Linked DNA regions of Homo sapiens: region 1 is linked to region 2. Evidence: read pairs that join two places in POLR2A ChIA-PET (ENCODE). Cell type or tissue: GM12878. All regions are shown on one strand. Links, peaks and the distances in the headings refer to the core of each region. The heading gives the core; the rest is flanking DNA.

The links. Peaks named below come from ENCODE experiments on the same cell type or tissue, not always from the same donor. Only the 100,000 strongest peaks of a DNase experiment are listed, where the experiment ranks them.
Region 1: POLR2A ChIA-PET joins it to region 2 with 5 read pairs; 6 of 35 experiments call an interaction of 5 or more read pairs at or near these places.

The regions. Positions count from the first base shown.
Region 1 is chr18:23,482,369-23,491,884 of GRCh38, forward strand. RIOK3 (RIO kinase 3) reads left to right here. Exons shown (of 13, transcript NM_003831.5): 13 at 1-772. Among named protein-coding and RNA genes, the nearest start is that of RMC1, 16 kb to the right of the region's middle. RefSeq lists an enhancer at 5,875-6,044. In GM12878, for the core only: no CTCF peak of the experiment used is centred there; DNase peaks (open chromatin) are centred at 5,763 and 6,054; H3K4me3 peaks cover 1,236 bases; H3K27ac peaks cover 1,734 bases.
Region 2 is chr18:23,565,780-23,575,295 of GRCh38, forward strand. NPC1 (NPC intracellular cholesterol transporter 1) reads right to left here. Exons shown (of 25, transcript NM_000271.5): 2 at 7,673-7,795; 3 at 6,295-6,401; 4 at 3,044-3,219. Among named protein-coding and RNA genes, the nearest start is that of NPC1, 16 kb to the right of the region's middle. RefSeq lists an enhancer at 8,306-8,600. In GM12878, for the core only: no CTCF peak of the experiment used is centred there; a DNase peak (open chromatin) is centred at 8,414; H3K27ac peaks cover 724 bases.

The DNA.
Region 1 (9,516 bases), core at 925-8,924, 83 kb before region 2:
GTGTGGTGGCACTTCTCTGTAATCTCAGCTTCTCAGGAGGCTGAGACAGGAGAATCGCTTGAACCCGGGAGGCAGAGGTTGCAGTGAGCTGAGATCATGCCACTGCACTCCGGCCTAGGTGACAGAGGGAAACTCCATCTCCAGGAAAAAAAAAAAAAAACCCAATTTGGATACCAAATTAATCAACTAATTTGAGCTATCTGGCCTTACTCTTAGTAGTTTTTAGTACGTGCTGGACACCACTTTTAAAAAGCAATCACTGTGCTAGAAAAGTATATTGGCTTTGTTAGGATTAAAGTTCATTAACTTCAATGTAATCATGCCTCCTATTACTGAAGTCAGATTGGAACCACTAAAGATCCAAACTTTCTGTCTGGTAATAGAAAGTAAAAATCTAGACATCATTTACATTTGAGAAAGCTGTTTTTAACATTATTTTAAAATGCCAAATATGTTCTTTCTAGAAAAATATTTATTTTTGTTTTTGTTGGATAGCTTTTAATTACATTTCAGAGAGGTGTAATTTTGGGTAGATGCTCATTACATTTTTGAAAGGTTTATGATTCCAAAATAAAGATTTATATGACTGGTGATACTGGCTTTACAGAAATTTCAGAGAACTAATTTTTAAAATCTTTAGCATTTAAAACTTTTTTTGTTTTGTTTTCTGACATATTCTGACAAAGAGCAGCAAACCACTGCTGTGTGGCATTCTTGGAGTGTGCTGTGAATGTGCTTTTTAAGAAATTAAAAAGAGATCATTTTAAAATTGGTTCTTTGTGTGGTATCTTCCTGTTCCTTATATTAACTTATGTCCTGGTACCAAGTTGCTGTTTCTGTATAAAGTTAAGCAATGCTATTTTAAGTAGATTATTCCCCCTCAACTTCTCATTGTTAGATTTCAATCGCAAATGGCCTACTTCACATTACAAATAGGTTCCCCCCCTCACACCTTGTAGATTAGAGAGTAGATTTTTTTCCCATAGTAGAAAAAGAAAGTGAAAAATACTGGTTTGCTAAGTAAATAAAAAATCAAATACTGGCTGGGCGTGGTGGCTCACACCTGTAATCCCAATACGTTGGGATGCTGAGGCAGGATGATCACTTGAGCCTAGGAGTTTGAGATCTGCCTGAGCAGCATAGCAGACCTCATCTCTACAAAACATTAGGTGAGTGTGGTGGCATGCATCTCTGGTCCCAGCTACTTGGGAGGCTGAGGCAGGAGGATTCTTAGAGCTCAGGAGATCAAGCCTGCAGTGAGCTATGGTCACACGACTACACTCCAGCCTGGGTGATAGATAAAGACTTGGTCTCAAATAAATTAATAAAATGAAAATATATAAAATACGGAAATAGGGATATTTTGTCTCACATTAAGTTATCAAAATAAGGATGACTAGATAACTTTTATTTCAACAAGATAATTACCAGTTTTCTTTTCATAAAAATTAGTTTTTCTTGCTTACAAAAGTAAGTCATTTATTTGAATTTAAATATTGTAGGAATTCAGAAATGTTCAAGTAAAAGTCCCTCGGCCAGGCGCAGTGGCTCAGGCCTGTAATCCCAGCACTTTGGGAAGCCGAGGTGGGCAGGTCACCTGAGGTCAGGAGTTTGAGACCAGTCTGGCCAACATGGTGAATTCCTGTCTCTACTAAAAATACAAAAATTAGCCGGGTGTGGTGGCACATGCCTGTAATCCCAGCTACTTGGGAGGCTAAGGCAGGAGAATCACTTGAACCCAGGAGGCAGAGGAGCTGAGATGGTGCCACTGCACTCCAGCCTGGGCAACAGAGCAAGACTCTGTCTCAGAAAAAAAAGTAAAAGTCCTTCATATTCCAAAGACCATTGTTTATAGTGTGGCATACATCCCTGCAATTTTTTTCCCCTCAGCATATGGTATTTCCTTTTTTAAAAAACCTTTGAACAAAAAGCAGGATGAAGCGAGGCAGCTGATGGGGAAATGTTGAGCACGGGAGACTCTAAGGAAGATGAAGACAATAGGCCCTAAGATGTGTTAGGAGTACATTTCTTACTGCTCATTTGGGCTCCGGGCATCAGAAGAGATTGTTTTCTGCACCTTTTGAAATTCCAAGCTCTATAGGAGCAGAGAAAAGCTCATCTGATTATATTTTCAAACCTTGATCCTTAGGTTTTTGAAGACAATATTTTTCTATTGGATTTTTGTCAGGATTACATAAAAATAAGTTATCAAAGTGTGTTTTATACTTGGAGACATCAGTTTACTAATTTGAAAGCCTCTTGTTTTTATTCTTTTCCGATTTGTTTCCAGTGTAAAAATAATACAAGGTTGCATTTGGAACAGCATTACTTTTACCATCCTAAGCTTTCCAACTTTCTCCCAGACTTGGCTAGCTTTTTGAGGAGTTAAGATCAAATTCGGTAGATAAGAAAGTGGCAGATGGAGGGGTGGGGAAGGTGGGGTATTCATTACAGAATACATGAGTGAGCTACTACAGATAGCTCTATAAACTTGAGGGAAAAAAATCTGCCACAGGTCTCGGCAGCTTGGGTGGTGGGAGGAGCGGCAGCAGCTGGTGAGCCCAGCTTCCAGAAGGCTCTGGTTTCGCCATTGCCCGTAGGCACCCGGCAGGCCCCCTCCCCACCACCAACATGCCCAGGAGGAAGGTCAGCTCAGTCAAGAGGGCTGTGAAGGAAAAGCCCAGGAGGAGATGGGCACAGTTGTCCCCTAACCCTGCTCCTGCAAAAGTAGAAACGAAGCCAAAAAAGAAGGCAGCAGGAAAGGACAAACCTTCAGACCTAAAAGTGCACACAAAAGGGAAAGGGGGAGCAAAGGGAAAACAGGCTGAAGCTTGAGTCCCTGCCCACCTCCATTCCTATCTTGTCTAGCATGTTTAATTGGCAATAAGTTTTTTTGACTCTAAGTCTCTTGGCCATAGGGGTCCCACTAGGGGACATGAAGGACCCAGGGCCTGTAGCATGCCACCCCAGCATCAATATGGGCCAGAATGAAAGCTTGGCCATCAACACTGCCTCTGGGATGCGTTGACAAAAAAAGAGAAAATATAAACTAAAAAAAAAAAAAAAAAAAAAAAATTAGAAGCCCCCAACAGAATGGATCTCTCTCTTGGCCAAAGGGAATCCAAACAACAACCGAAACAGCCTGAAAACCTAGTTCAGGTCATGACAGGAAGCTGGGAGTCAGTCACGCCTCGCCATACCTTCCCCCACTTTGGAATTCAGGCACAGCTGACCAAGCAAAAGGGCTTCACACCTTTGGAAAGGAAAACCTTTTGGCCGATTCCAAAGGGAATGCGTTAAGGCTGCTCTACTTTCTGTTACCTGGTTTTACCACTTTTAGGCCCATTAATGGTGATCTTATTGTTAGTATTTGGCCCATTGGGCCGAGCATGATGGCTCACACCTGTAATCCCAGCACTTTGGGAGGCTGAGGCGGGCAGATCATGAGGTCAAGAGATTGGGACCATCCTGGCCAATATGGTGAAACCCTGTCTCTACTAAAAATACAAAAATTGGCTGGGCATGGTGGCACGCGCCTGTAGTCCCAGGTACTCAGGAGGCTGAGGCAGGAGAATTGCTTGAACCTGGGAGGCGGAGGTTGCAGTGAGCCGAGATCACACCACTGCACTCCAGCCTGGTGACAGAGTGAGACTCTGTCTCAAAAAATAAATAAAATAATAATAATAAAAATATTTGGCCCATGCGTATTCAACTTCCTTATAAAGTTTATATCTTCTAGGTTACAGCAACTCCATGTAAAGATGATGGTGATGCAAGGATTTCAGCCAATTCCTGTCTCAGCATGGGACTCTCCTGCTAATGCAGCCTGGGATCCTTAGACCAGCAGCCAGAGATTTCCAATCCTTTGGTAGGCAGGGCCAGCGCCCTTAAATCAGCAAGAAGACGACACAGATGACTGACCTCCTCCCTCATCAACCCTTAAGAATAAGGGATGGAAATCTCTGAAGGGGGAATGAGATAGGAAGATCACTGGGTGCTCGCAAGAGGATGGAAGAATCCACACAAGAGCTTAAACAAGAGCTAGGCAAAGAAACTGTGGGATAACAGAAAACCCAAAATCAGGAGGAGAAGGCTGGGTTTGGTGGCTCATGACTGTAATCCCAGCACTGTGGGAGGCTGAGGAGGGCAGATCACCTGAGGTCAGGAGTTCGAGACCAGCCTGTGCAATATGGTGAAACCCCTTCTCTACCAAAAATACAAAAAAAAAAAAAAAAAAATAGCTGGGCATGGTGGCATACGCCTATAGTCCAGCTACTCGGGAGGATCACCTGAGCCCAGGAGACAAAGGTTGCAGTGAGCCGAGATCACGCCACTGCACTCCAGCCTTGGCAACAGAGACAGGGTGACATGTCCATGACTCTTCAGTGCAAACCCAAATCAGGGAGAAAGGGGGTGGTACCTGGGGGTGTGGGACAGTGGGGGGTCCCTGAAATCCCCCCTCTTCCAAAATACCTAATGATTATTTCACCCCCTAATTAAAGAAACACCCATAAAATTAGAAACCCAAACTCCCTCTGTGTGACTCATTCTCACAAACATGCCTGCACTTCTCTCTTCAGTGCATACTATCACTTTGCAATAAAAGCTTTTTGCCTTTCCCTTCATTCTGACTTGTCCCTGAATTCTTTCTCGAAAAGGTGTCAAGAACCTGGAAACCAACTGGGGCGGGGGTCTTACCAGCATCTGCAGACCCTCCTGAAACTTCTGGAAACCATAGGGGGAAAAAAGCAGAAATCACCCACAGTACAAGACAATCACCATATACATTACTCCTGACACTTGTTATATACATATGTACATGCAAATGCAAATGTAGAAAGAAACATGCATTCAGGCCCGGCACGGTGGCTCACGCCTGTAATACCAGCACTTTGGGAGGCCGAGGCGTGTGGATCACCTGAGGTCAAAAGTTCAAGCCCAGCCTGGCCAACATGGCAAAACCCCATCTCTACTAAAAATACAAAAATTAGCTGGGCATGGTGGCAGGCACCTGTAATCCCAGCTACTTGGGAGGCTGAGGCAGGAGAATCACTTGAACCCGGGGGGTGGAGGTTGCAGTGAGCCGAGATCGCACCACTGCACTCCAGTCTGGACCACAGAGGGAAATTCCGTCTCAAAAAAAAAAAAAAGAAAGAAAAAGAAAGAAAGAAAGAAAGAAAGAAAGAAAGAAAGAAAGAAAGAAAGAAAGAAAGAAAGAAAAGAGAGAAAGAAAGATGCATTCAAACATAAAACACTTCTGAAATGAAAAAGCAGGTTCCAAAACAGTGATACGTAGTCAAGATTTGCCAGCAAATACATACTTTAGAAATAGCTCTTTGTAAATATTATTCATCCTCATTTTAAAACAAAAAGGACTTTAGAAAGTTTAAAGAACAAAGTAAAAGCCACCTGAAAACATGCCAAGTAGTGAGAGCCACTATACAAATTTGGCTACATATGCCTTCAGACATCTGTCATAGAGTCTAACAAAGACTATAAAACAAAAATTAAAGCAAACAAAACTCAGCAAAACAGAAAAGCGGAACTTAAAATAAAAATAAGAATAAAAATAAACAGAAAAGCCTATGTGTTGTTTTAGGTTTTAGAAACTGTCAGACGCACATTTTAAGCTGCTGTAAAAGGAAAACAAGCATGTCAAGTGCTTATCTTAAACACCAGGAGTTATATTGAGCTTTTTTGGTGGCTCCGGAAACACTGGCTCATAGTAAACTAAGAAAGGAGAAGAAAAACAAACTAATGAACTAAGCGCTGATTCAGTAACCCCAGCAGTGGGCAGGGCAGCCAGGTATCCATCAAGGGTAGAGCTGGCTCGAGGCTGCACTTAAGGTTTCCCCCTATTTTAGTTGACCTGTTCCTAGGTCAGAGTCCCCTCCAGGGCCCCAGGACTGCCTCTAGCAGGCTCTGTACCCCAGATTTTACTGTCCCAGTCCTGAATCTGCCTTAAAAAAAGTTTTAACAGCTTTTCAGCTTCTTAGCTTTCCTTTTCTGCTCAGTGTCTCAACCTCTCAGTCACCGCTTTCAAAGCAGCAAGTTCATTGTGGAACAAAGCGGCAGCAAATGTCAGCTTCCGGCGGGCTGAAGTGGCTCATGCCTGTAATCCCAGCACTGTGAGAGGCCGAAGCGGGTGGATCACGAGGTCAGGAGTTCAAGACCAGCCTGGCCAACATGGTGAAACGCCGTCTCTACTAAAGATACAAAAAATTAGCCAGGTGTGGTGGCAGGCGCCTGTAATCCCAGCTACTTGGGAGGCTGAGGCAGGAGAATCACTTGAATCCAGGAGGCGGTGGTTGCAGTGAGTCAAGATGGCACCATTGTACTCCAGTCTGGGCGACAGGGCAAGACTCCATCTCAAAAAAAAAAAAGTGAGCCTCCCTTCTCCAGGCTTCCCTCTCTACAGAATCACGGCTTCTCAGGTTCTAGCTGCCTTGTTCTCCAATGTCTTCACAAAAGGTAAAAGAACTGCCTTCACAATTAATGAAAACGAAGATCTTAATTAATTTGCTAATTGTTTTCTCATATTCTAATGTTTTCGGGTTCCACCTGTGCCAAAACTTGAGGATTCATGAGAAAATCTTTTATTTTGATTTTAATATTTTATTTTGATTTAGTTTATTTATTTATTATTTTTTGAGACGGAGTCTCACTCTGTCGCCCAGACTGGAGTGCAGTGGCGCAATCTTGGCTCACTGCAAGCTCCGCCTCCCGGGTTCAAGAGATTCTCCTGCCTCAGCCTCCCGAGTAGCTGGGATTACAGGCGCACGCCCCCACACCCGGCTAATTTTTGTATCTTTAGTAGAGACGGGGTTTTACCATGTTGGCCAGGATGGTCTCGATCTCTTGACCACAGGCGATCTGCCCGTTTCGGCCTCTCAAAGTGCTGGGATTACAGGCATGAGCCACCGTGCCTGGCCTTGACTTAGTTTATTAACAGTTCATATTCAGGTTTGAATTTCACAACTAACTAGTGGTCTCATGTGTTTGTCTGTGAACAGGTGTCAGTTTGGCTGAAAATAATCACGTGAGGGGTTTGCTCCCAAGCAAGGATGCCAGAATAGGGCCTAGGAATCTGAATTCTAAGAAATAGCACTGTTTTTTTCTTTCTTTTTTTTTTTTTTTGAGATGGAGTCTTGCTCTGTCACCCAGGCTGGAGTGCAATGGCTTGATCTCGGCTCACTGCAATTTCTGCCTCCTGAGTTCAAGTGATTCTCCTGCCCCAGCTTCCTGAGTAGCTGGGATTACAGGTGTGGGCCACTACACCAGGCTAATTTTTATATTTTTAGTAGAGATGGGGTTTCATATGTTGAACAGGCTGGTCTCAAACTCCTGACCTCAAGTGATCCACCCATCTTGGCTTCCCAAAGTGCTGGGTGTGAGCCACCGCACCCGGCCAGAAATAACATTTCTGATGCTCACTAAAGTCTGAGGGAGAAAAAAAAGGCATGACTAACCCTGAAATGCAATGAAAAAGAAAAAAAAAAAAGGCTGGGCGCAATGGCTCATGCCTGTAATCCCAGCACTCTGGAAGGCCGAGGCAGATGGATCACAAGGTCAGGAGATCAAGACCATCCTGGCTAACACGGTGAAACCCTGTCTCTACTAAAAATACAAAAAATTAGCTGGGCTTGGTGGCAGGCGCCTGTAGTCCCAGCTACTCTAGAGGCTGAGGCAGCAGAATGGCGTGAACCCGGGAGGTGGAGCTTGCAGTAAGCCAAGATTGCACCACTGCACTCCAGCCTGGGCGACAGAATGAGACTCCGTCTCAAAAAAAAAAAAAAAAAAAAAAAAAGCCCATTGCTTGCTTGTTGTTAACCCAATATTCATTTCTACCTTCTTCCCTACTAAAACCTCCAGTTTCTACAGGGCATGATATATTCACCTACAAACTTCATTTCCCAAACTCCCTTGCAGCTAGGGTGGCTACTAGACGCAATTTTGGCCAATAAGATGAAACAGAAGTCACTGGGTGAGAGCCTCTTAGAAAGTTCTTTTGCCCTTCACTCTTCCCCTTCTTCCTGCCTGGGGACTGTGGGCCCCGTCTGAGAAGCAAGCATCCATTTTGCAATTATGATGTGATGAGCATGAGTGGAAGTCACACTATAGGGATAGATGGGTAAGGGGAGCGAAAGGAGTGTGAATCCCTGAGGCATCATAGAACCTCAGTAACAGGCCTAGATGGATTGCCTGCAGACTTTTTATTCCTAGAGAAAAAATAAAGTCCTGTTTGGTTGTTACTGTGAGTTGGTATTTCTTGCAGTTACTTTCAGTGAATGTAATTCTAGCTGATACAATAGCTGGACAATCAAGACATGGAATAAGATGGAACCATAAAAGACCCAGAATAGCCAATGCTAGCCTAAGCAAAAAAAAAAAAACAAAACAAAACTGGGGGAATCACATTATCTGACTTCAAATTATACCACAGAGCTATAGTAACCAAAACAGCATGGTACTGGCATAAATACAGACACACAGACCAATGGAACAGAATAAGAACCCAGAAACAAATCCACACACCTCCTTTGACCTTTGTCAAAAATGAGTTCACACCAGTGAACTCATTACTAGTGAACTCATTTTTGACAAATGTGCCAAAAACATACACTGTGGAAAGGACAATCTCTTCAATAAATGGTGCTGGGAAAACTGGATATCCCTATGCAGAAGAATGAAACTATACCCCTATCTCTCACCAAATACAAAAATCAAATCAAAATGGACTAAAGACTTAAATCCAAGACCTCAAACTGTGAAACTACCACAAGAAAACATTGGGGAAAATCTCCAGGACATTAGTCTGGGTAAAAATTTCTTGAGTAATTCTCCAAAGGTAACCAAAGCAAAAATGGACAAATGGGATCACATCAAGTTAAAAAGCTTCTGCACAGCAAAGGAGACAATCAACAAAGTGAAGAGACAACCCACAGAATGCGAGAAAATACTACCCATCTGACAAGGGATTAATAACCAGAATATATAAGAAGCTCAAACAACTTCAATAGAAAAAAATCTAGTAATCTGATTTAAAAAATGGGCAAAACATTTGAACAGATATTTCTCAAAAGAAGACATACAAATAGCAAACTGGCATATGAAAACATGCTAAACATCACTGATTATTAGAGAGATGTAAATCAAAATGACAATGAGATATCATCTCACCCCAGTTAAAATGGCTTATATCCAAAAGACAGGCAATAACAAATGCTGGCAAGGAGATGGAGAAAAGGGAACTCTTTATTTTATTTATTTATTTATTTATTTATTTATTTATTTATTTATTTGAGACAGAGTTTTGCTTTTGTTGCCCAGGCTGGAGTACAATGGCATGATCTTAGCTCACTGCAACCTCCACCTCCTGGGTTCAAGTGATTCTCCTGCCTCAGCCTCCTGAGTAGCTGGGATTACAGGCATGTGCCACCATGCCCGGCTAATATTGTATTTTTAGTAGAGACGGGGTTTCTCCATGTTGGTCAGGCTAGCCTTGAACTCCCAACC
Region 2 (9,516 bases), core at 993-8,992:
TTGTATGCTGAATTTTCTCTAAGTTCTCAGGGTTCATCCCTTATCCACTCTGGAAAATCCTCATTATCCCTTTGATTATTATTGTCTCTCCCCAACTCTCTGGAGCTTCTCATGTTATATGTCATTTCTTTAATGATTTATAGGTCTTTGTATCTGTATGCTGTTTTCTGAGTAATTCCCTCGTATCTTCCAGCTCACCATTTGGTTTTCAGGTTTTATTTTATGTTTCAAGCATACAAAACACATGGAGAATAATACAATTCTCATTTCCTCATTACCCAGTTAACTATCAGTCATACCATTTCACAACATTTGCCTCAACATTAAAAAAATAATGGACTCGGCCAGGTGCAGTGACTCACACCTGTAATCCCAGCACTGTGGGAAGATCTCCTGAGGCCAGGAGTTTGAGGCCAGCCTGGGCAAAAAAGCAAGACCCTATCTCTACAAAAAAAAATTTGTTTTTAATTAGCTAGGTGTGGTAGCATATGCCTGTGGTTCCAACTACCCAGGGGGACTACTTGAACCTAGGAGGTTGAGGCTGCAGTGAGCCATGATTGCATCACTGTATTCCAGCCTGGGTGACAGCATGAGACCTTGACTCTGTTTTGTAGTACTGCACTATTCAGAACAACTGGCTATGGCATAATTTAAAAACTAAATAAAAATAATAATGCACTATAGGCCAGGTGTGGTGGCTCACACCTACAGTCCCAACACTTTGGCAGGCCGAGGCAGGAGGATCACTTAAGGCCAGGAGTTCAAGACCAGCCTCACCAACACAGTGAGGCCCGTCTCTTCCAAAAAATAAAATACTTACACACACACACACACTCTATAGATTCAGTTGAAGCTCCCCAATTACCCCTCCCTGACAGTAGCCCCTTCCCTAAGGTAAACACAATCCTGAATTTGATGTTTATCCTTCCCATGCATGTTTGTGTACTTGTTTTAAGTATGTAGTACTTTTGTTTCAAAATGTCATATAAACATGTAACCACCATTATAGTATCATATAGAGTATTTTCACCACCTAAAAATCTTCTGTGCTCTACTTATGCCTTCCTCTCTCCTAACCCATGGCAATCACTGACTTTTTACTGTCTCCACGGTTTTGCCTTTTGTAGAACGTCATATAGTGGAATCATAGTGAGTAGTCTTTTCAGATTGGCTTTGCTTAGTAATAGGATTTAAGGTTCATCCATGTACTTTCATGGCTTGATAGCACTGAATTTTCATGGCTTTTTAGCACCAAATAATATTCCACTGTGTGGATGTAGCAGTTTATTTACCCATTCACCTACTGAGAGAAATCTTGGTGGCTTACAAGTTTTGGCACTTATGGACAAAGCTGCTACAAATATCCACGTGCAGGTTTTGGGGTAGACACATTTTTAACTCATTTGGGTAAATACCAAGGAGTATGATTAGTTTTGTAAGAAACCGCTAAATTATCTTCCAAGGTGGCTGTACCGTTTTGTACTCCCACCATCAATGAATGAGAGCTCATTGCCAGCATTTGGTGTTGAAAGCGTCTTGAATTTTTGCCATTCTAATAGATGTGTAGTGGTATCTCGTTGTTTTAATTTGTAATTCTCTAATGACATAATGTTGAGCATCTCTTCTCATGTACTTATTTACCACTGTATGCCTTCTTTGGTGAGGTATCTGTTCAGGTTGTTTTGTCCATTTTTCAATTGGGCTGTTTGCTTTCTTATTGAGTTTTAGGAGTTATTTGTATATTTTGAATAACAGTCCTTACTAACATGTCTTTTGCAAATACTTTCTCCCAGTCTGTGTCTTGTCTTCTCGTTCTTGAGGTCTTCAATTTTTCACAATCACAATAGTGTTACAGTGGGTGTTCTTATATGGGTCTCCAGGTTTATATGCATTTAGAGTTTCTCTAAGGCAGGCATCTATAAGTGAAATTTCTGGGAGGAGGGTTAGCTTCAACTTACTACGTACTGCAAAGTTGTTTTTCAAGTAGTTTTGAAACGATTGTACCAAATTATGGTTGTAAGTGGTGGAGTACATTAGTATTCCTATTGCTTCACATTTTCACCCACAGTTGAAATTGACCAACTTTTTAATTTGTGCCAAGCTGATGAGGTGTGAAATGGTAGTTTACTGTTCAAATTTGCATTTCGCTGTCTGCTCTAGATAACAGTTGTTTATATTCATAAATATTTTTCTTATGGTTTCTGCTTTTCCTCTCCTGTCTAGAAATCTTTCCATATTTACTTCTAAAACTTTCCAATTGGGATTTTTAATCTACACAATTGATTTTTTTATTTTCTGTAAAAATTAAAATTAGATAAATATAATCTATTTTCTCATCTCATTTATCAACTAGCCCACCTTTTCTCTCAATGATTTGTAATGACACACGTGTTACACATCCACTTTCCATACATGCAGGCTTCTGTTTCTGGACAAAATGACCTCTCTCCATTCAGTCAGGTTGCCTTGTATGTCACATCTTTTGGATTCCTAAGTGCCTTATTTTTTGTTGCTTTTGTGAATGAGACCTTTTTTCTATGGAATTTTTTTGTTACCTTTTTACTTTGTCATTATAATTAAATGTTGTATGTTGGTCAATGCTGGGGGATCATTTCTGCTATCTGTTAGACCTGCTGACTTTCCTTTATGGTGATCTGATTCTTGCAAGTCATGACCTCTTCTCTGCCAACTATTAACAGTTCTATCTTCTCAGTCTTGCAGTAATTTATGACATTACACAACTCATGTCTGTTAGAGTCAAAGATCCAATGGTTACTGAAGTGTATGGATGCAAACTTGCACATACTAAAATTTTCCATGTGGGAAGTTAAAGTTAGGGGGAGTTAAAGCAAGCGCTTTAAGGAGATTTTTATATTCGTTGCAGTTCAAGTCCTAGGATACAAGCAAAGCAACAACTCTTATTTCCTGGCCAATGGAACTGAAAATTGTGATTTTCCAGAGTTGACAGGACAACTAAAAGGAACAATTTGCTCTGCTGTCCTGATGCCAGCTGTAAAAGAGGAATAATTAAAAGTTTACTTACCATTGGCAAAACTCTGTCCGACGTAGTATTGTAACTCTTTCACATTTGTTTTCGTCTGGTTTGTAACAGGATCAACATAATCTTCAGTAGCTGTAACATTCAAAAACTGACTCTGTCGAGGGCTACATGTCAGCTCACAAAACAGGTTCAGTAGGTTATAAAAACAGGATGGACATCTAAAGGAAAAGTAAATTATATTCTGCATGATCTCACACATAATAGGGCCAGCAAGAACGATTTTAAATAGACAAAGAATATTTTAAACTTACTGTAAAGTGACAAATTACCAAGAGAACATATTAAAAACCAGCAATTCTAAACTTAAAACTTCATGTTAAAATAAAGGCACACCTTTAAAAAATGCCCTAATTACTTTCTGCATTTATTGTGTCCAATTATAATTTCAAAAAGAGAGAGATGCTTCTCTGAATTCTGCACTTTATAATTTAGAGACATACATTCTCTGACCTAGAGTAAAGGGACTTTGGAGCATCAGGAAGACAATTATTATTATTTTTTGAGAAAGGGTCTCACTTTGTCGCCCAGGCTGAGTGCAGTGGTGTGATCACAGCTCACTGTAACCTTGAGCTCCTAGGCTCAAGCAATCCTCCCACCTCAGCCTCCCAAGTAGCTAGGACTACAGGTGCACACCACCACACCTGGCTAATTTTTAAAATGTTTTTGTAGAGATGTGGGTCTGTGTTGCCCAGGATGGTCTCAAACTCCTAAACTCAAGCAACCCTCCTGCCTTGGCCTTCCAAAGTGCTGGGATTATCGACATGAGCGCTGCACCAGCTGACAGTTTTGATTAAGAAGAAAATAAAATAATGAGAATTATGAGAATCTTCATCTTATAACCTATTGAAAGGTTTTCTTTCAAGCCCCGGAAAATCACTAGGCCCTCCTGAAACACAAGGAGAAATCCCCATGGTTTGTAAAGATAGAGAACAGCAATGTTGTTCTCTGGCTGCATGCACTTCAGGAGCACACAACTGCACAAGAACCATAAGCTGCCTGCTATCCTTCAGGTTCAAAGTTTAAGCTCCTAATGTTGACTTGTTACATGATAAAAGAGCTCTCTTTTCCCTTTGGTCCACTGTTACTTGCAAAAGCTGTTTCATTAGACTTGCATTCTTGCAATCAAGATTACTTTAGACTCCGATTCAGTCCCAGTGACCATGTAAGACAAAGAATGAAAAAAGTGTGTCCTGGCCTTCAAGAGTCTCTGTTCTAGTGAAGGAGACAGAGAAGCACAGACTCTCTTTCTTTCAGGAGCCCCACTGCTTTACTGCAACAAAGCCAGAAACCACAATTGTATTATTCTAATAGGAATCACTCTTGGGGTACACAGTTTTCAAACCTTTTCCATGTTACTACATTTAATGCCCACAATCACTAATTTTGACAGCTGTATATTTTTCCAAATATCAGGTTGTTTCTCCTGTTTGCTATTATAAATCAAGCTTTGGTACCTCTGATAATATGGAGAAAGGTTGGCTATCTTTTTATGTTTATGTCCGTATGTCCATAATGCCTCACCTACGGTGGATCCTAAATAAATGTGTTTTGACTGAGTGTACAAGGCTCCAATTTGGTTCCATCAATGTTCACAAGCCTTTCATAGGATATGCTGGCCCAATTACAGCCTCAACTTTTGTTGTTCTGAAAAAACAATTTAGTGGTGGTTTTCCATTCTCTATTGTTAACTTTTGGTAAGAAGCAGAATTTCTTCACTGGAAGCCAACTTGTGCCCTATCACCACCTGCAGTGATATTTGTGCAGAGAAGCATTTTCCCTTTTTAATATTTGCTTCCCAAACATCTTTATCAGTGTGCTGAAGTCTGAAAAATTTAGAAAGATACCACAATCTGCTGTTCTAAAGACCACTACCAGCTTGCTCTTTTGCATATTTGAGAATTGCTGGCTAGGCCTAGAGAAGAACATCTATTACCAAGCCCTTTTTCACTGCTCAGGGTCATAGCCAACAGAACAGATAAAAAACTAAGTTTGACAAAACCAGCCAGCTACAGCAGAACAAAATTTTTAACAGCTCCCCGAGGCCGGCTCTACTGAGGACCTGACTCTATCACAACCCTTCACCAGAGGGAGGGACAAGAATGATGTGCAAAGCAAAGCATGGGGGGAGAGGAAGGACTGCATGATGAGAGTCTCAGGCCAGGCACCTGAGCAGGACCCCTAGGAACCTCTCTTCCCCACAGTGCACAGCTCAAGTTTGAAAGGAGCCTGGCCGCAGTGCAGACACCCTGCAGGGTGAGAACATCGCAGAGGAAACCAAGCATCAACTCTGAATGCAACTGGGAAGTGAACCAAGTCTGGTAATTATTGTTTTTCTCTTTATTTCTGACAAATTGTAAGAGTGCTTTCTTAAAACAAAACAAAAACTGACTTTAAAAAAAAAAAAAAACTGGCTGGGAACTGTGGTTCACACCTATAATCCAGCACTCTGGGAGGCTAAGGTGGGAGGATCATTTGAGACCAGGCCTGGCCAACATAGTGAGACCCTCATCTCTAGAAAAAAATAAAAATTAGGCTAGGTGCAGTGGCTCATGCCTGTAATCCCAGCCTGTAATAACCAGGCTGAGGCGGGTAGATGACTTGAGGTCAGGAGTTTGAGACCAGCCTGGCCAACATGGTGAAACCCCACCTCTACTAAAAATATAAAACTTAGCTAGGTGTGGTGGCATGTGCCTGCAGTCCCAGCTACTGGGGAGGCTGAGGCAGGAGAATCGCTTGAACCCGGGAGGAGGTTGCAGTAAGCTGAGATCATGCCACTGTACTCCAGCCTCGGTGACAGAGCAAGAGTCTGTCTCAAAAAAAAAAAAAAATAAAGAAAAACATAAATAAAATTAGCTAGACATGGTAGTGCATGCCTGTAGTCCTAGCTACTCAGGAGGCTAAGGTAGAACAATCACTGGAGCCTAGGAAGTTTAAGCTGCAGTGAGCTGTGATCACACCACAAACCACTGCACTCTAGCCTGGGCAGCAGAGTGAGACTCTGTCTCTATTATACACACACGCATGCATACACATTATACATACATGTATTTTTAATACATAAATATATATTCACCTACTTTACATGTATACATATATGTATAAATATATAATATACATATAATATAGACATATAATAAATAAAAATATGTAAACAAAGAATAAATGGAAAGCTGAGCATTACCAGTTCACAAGTATCTACAGCCCAGTTGTTCTGTTTCCCCAGCAGAACCTACCTGGACAGAAACTGTAGAGGCAGCTGCAGGTTGTCTTTTAGTGTCTGAAGCTGCCGAACATCACAACAGAGACTGACATTGCCAAAGAAGAATCCTGGACAGAGTTCCTTTCAGGTGAAAGAGCACAGACACGGGAGTAGGCAACAGTTAGAGTAAGGTCAACATTCCTCAGTGAACTAAGACACATTCATTCATGTAATCCTTTTGAAGTACAAAAGGGTAAGACACATCCTGTATTTGCAAAGTTATTATAGAATTATTTTAAAAGGCTACACATTTACTATTTATTCACAAGTAGAGATGTTTCTAATTTTCTTTTTATTTGGAAGCTTTCTCTCCTCTCCTGACAATCATTTTATGTCTTCTTAGGGTTTTTTGTTTGTTTGATTCAATTCAACCAGAGTGCTACTTACTATTTCTATTAGTAATTCCAGGGAAAGTTGAAACCTTTAATAATTATGATGAAAGCAGCAAGTGAGGACAGGTACTGTGGCTCATGCCTGTACTCCCAGTACTTAGGAAGGCTGAGGAGGGTGGATTGCTTGAGCCTAGGAGTTTGAGACCAGGCTAGGCAACATGGTGAAGCCCCATCTCCCCAAATTTTTAAAAAATTAGCCAGGGGTTGTGGCATGTGCCTGTAGTCCCAGCTACTTGGGACGCTGAGTTGAGAGATTGCTTGAGCTCAGGAGGTCGAGGACACAGTGAGCCGTGATTGTGCCACTGCACTCTAGCCTTCAGCCAGGATAAAAGAGCAAGGCTCCTTCTGTCTCAAAAACAGAAAAGAAACGAACAAGTGAGCCTAGGAACTCTGTTATCATGTCGACTTGACTTTTGATTACTTTAAGCCTCTAAAACCAGGCTTTTCACATGATTTTTCCAGTTCTAATATCCCTGTGTATCACAGGATGGTAAAAAAAGAACAGGAATCAGAATCCTGGTAGCAGCCAAAATTCACAGGCTCTCAGTGGAACACAGAGAAAACACTGAAATGACCAGGGGACAAGGACGTCAAAGCCACTTAGCAACAGAGTCCATTTGAGTCCTGAAATCTAGGAATCAAAACCAGCTAACTTCTAATATATTTTGCAGATGCTGCAAGGGCAACATACGAAGTACCAAGGTCAGTCTCTAAATAGCAACCTGCTATTGGGAAACTTTATGAGAGGTATAAAGTCAGCCCCTGAAAAATTAAGCCTTTGGAGTTACGGTGTTCTTTCTCTGCACTGTATGCCACAGGTTAGAGTTTGAGAGTCCGGGATAAGACTTAAGCCTGTTAGTCTCATCTCCACCTCCACCCTGCAATAACATTTAAGGAATAATTACAGAGGATCTTGTGATCAGCATTTTGTGTTCCCAGTGCCTAAGATAATGAACTTACCTGCACTAAGTCATATCCATCCTTTGGCAATGGTTTTGGTGGGCCAGAATATTCGCAATTGTACCTCTTGTCCCCATATGCAATTCCACACTCTCCATACCAAACACAGGACTGTGAAAACACCTACAGAAAGTCAACACAAACTTCAGTGTTACCAGGGTCTCAATGGTAAATTTCAACAAGAAGTGCCCACTCAAGTACAATCACAGAAACTTCCAATGCTACCTGCAAAATTAAGTAACAGCAACAGGCACTTAACATTTTGAAAAATATTAATTAAAGCAGACCAAATGCCTATTTGTCAAGTCAGTGAAGTAGGTAATGGAAATTGCTTATTTACATAATTTCTATTTCCTGCTTATTTGTTGATAAGAGGAAGCTATAGTTCCATGTAAGAAATACTCAATCACAGTAGAGAGAAAAGCAAGATAGTGACTTAGCAATTACTAAAGCACTATTTTTGCACATCTGCACCAGGAACTATATAAGCTCTAAGTAATGAAAGAATATTTCCATATGTATTTAGGTTAATTAATATCAATACATCATGAGTAACATGAAGAACAAAACAACAAAACCACAAACATCAACACCCCAATGTAAAGAGCGAGAATGAACTTCCTGTCCTTGAGGCTGAAGTAGAAAGCAAAGAATGTGCTAACTTTAAGGAAAAACACCGAGGCAATCTCAAAAGAAAATTTTAAAACCTCTTATGTAAAGATTTCTCAAAAACCACTCACATTTCCCATGTGAGAGTCACAAGGTTGTCAGAAAATTCAGCGGAGGGGAGGGGTCAGTGTGAATCATCAGGTCAGTGCCTTGCTCTGAAGGCTGCTGCCCAAAACGCACCTGATCCTCTGCCTCACAATGGACTCAGAAAGCCACAGAGGGCCCAGCTTGCCAGGGCCCCGGGCCTGCAATCGTCTGTTCTACAGGGAAACAGAAGATATCAAGAAGCAGCCATGGCTCCCAAGAACCCTGATGGGAAAGCCATAAAAAAAAAACAAATCTGAACAGAAGTCACAACATGAAATTCTCTCCAGTGACAGTGGCACATGACCTGCACACAGGCAAGAAGCTAAGTCAGTCTGTGTTGGTCCTTCAGTATCAAAATACAAATCCCACAACAGTCCCTGAAGCCCAAAAACATGAGAAAAAGTCAGCAGGAGATTGGGATTTGTATGTGTGGGGAAATCCAAGGCATCAATATCACTTTTCTCTGAATTCATTTTTCAGATGTTCTAAAATAAAAATTAGGACTTAACTCCTCTTGACTCTTTGAAAGTCATGTTTAGGCCACAAAGGAGGGAAATTATACAAATAAGGAAGTGACAACAAGCCTTCAACAAAGCCACATATGAACCCTGTGCCAAGATTCCACCACTATTTTTATATAAAGAGAATCCCAATTGTTATTCCCATAAACCCGGTGATTCTAAGGAAAAAAGAAACGTATTGCAACTCTGGGTTTCCAACTAATGGAAAAAAGTCCTAATGAGTAAAAGTCATTATCCATCTAACTAAAGTTTGAAAAGGCAAAAGCTGACTACAGAGGCAGAGGAAACTGCTGAAGTTCACATGAAATTTTAAATACAAAGAACTCTTCCCTAGACCTCGCAGAACTCTCCAGGGATTGGCCTGTCTCTGCCTCAGGGGCACTCTGGCTGGTTACCCACAGGAGCAGGAGTGACAAGAGACAGATGTGCAGTCAACACACTGCAGCTCTGGCCTGACAAACAGGACGGGTGTCTGGAGTCTAAAATCCCCTTACTCAGCACTTGGTACTATAGATGTGAATAAAGATGGCCCACTGCTGTTTAGGTTCCTTTTCACAAAGATCATTC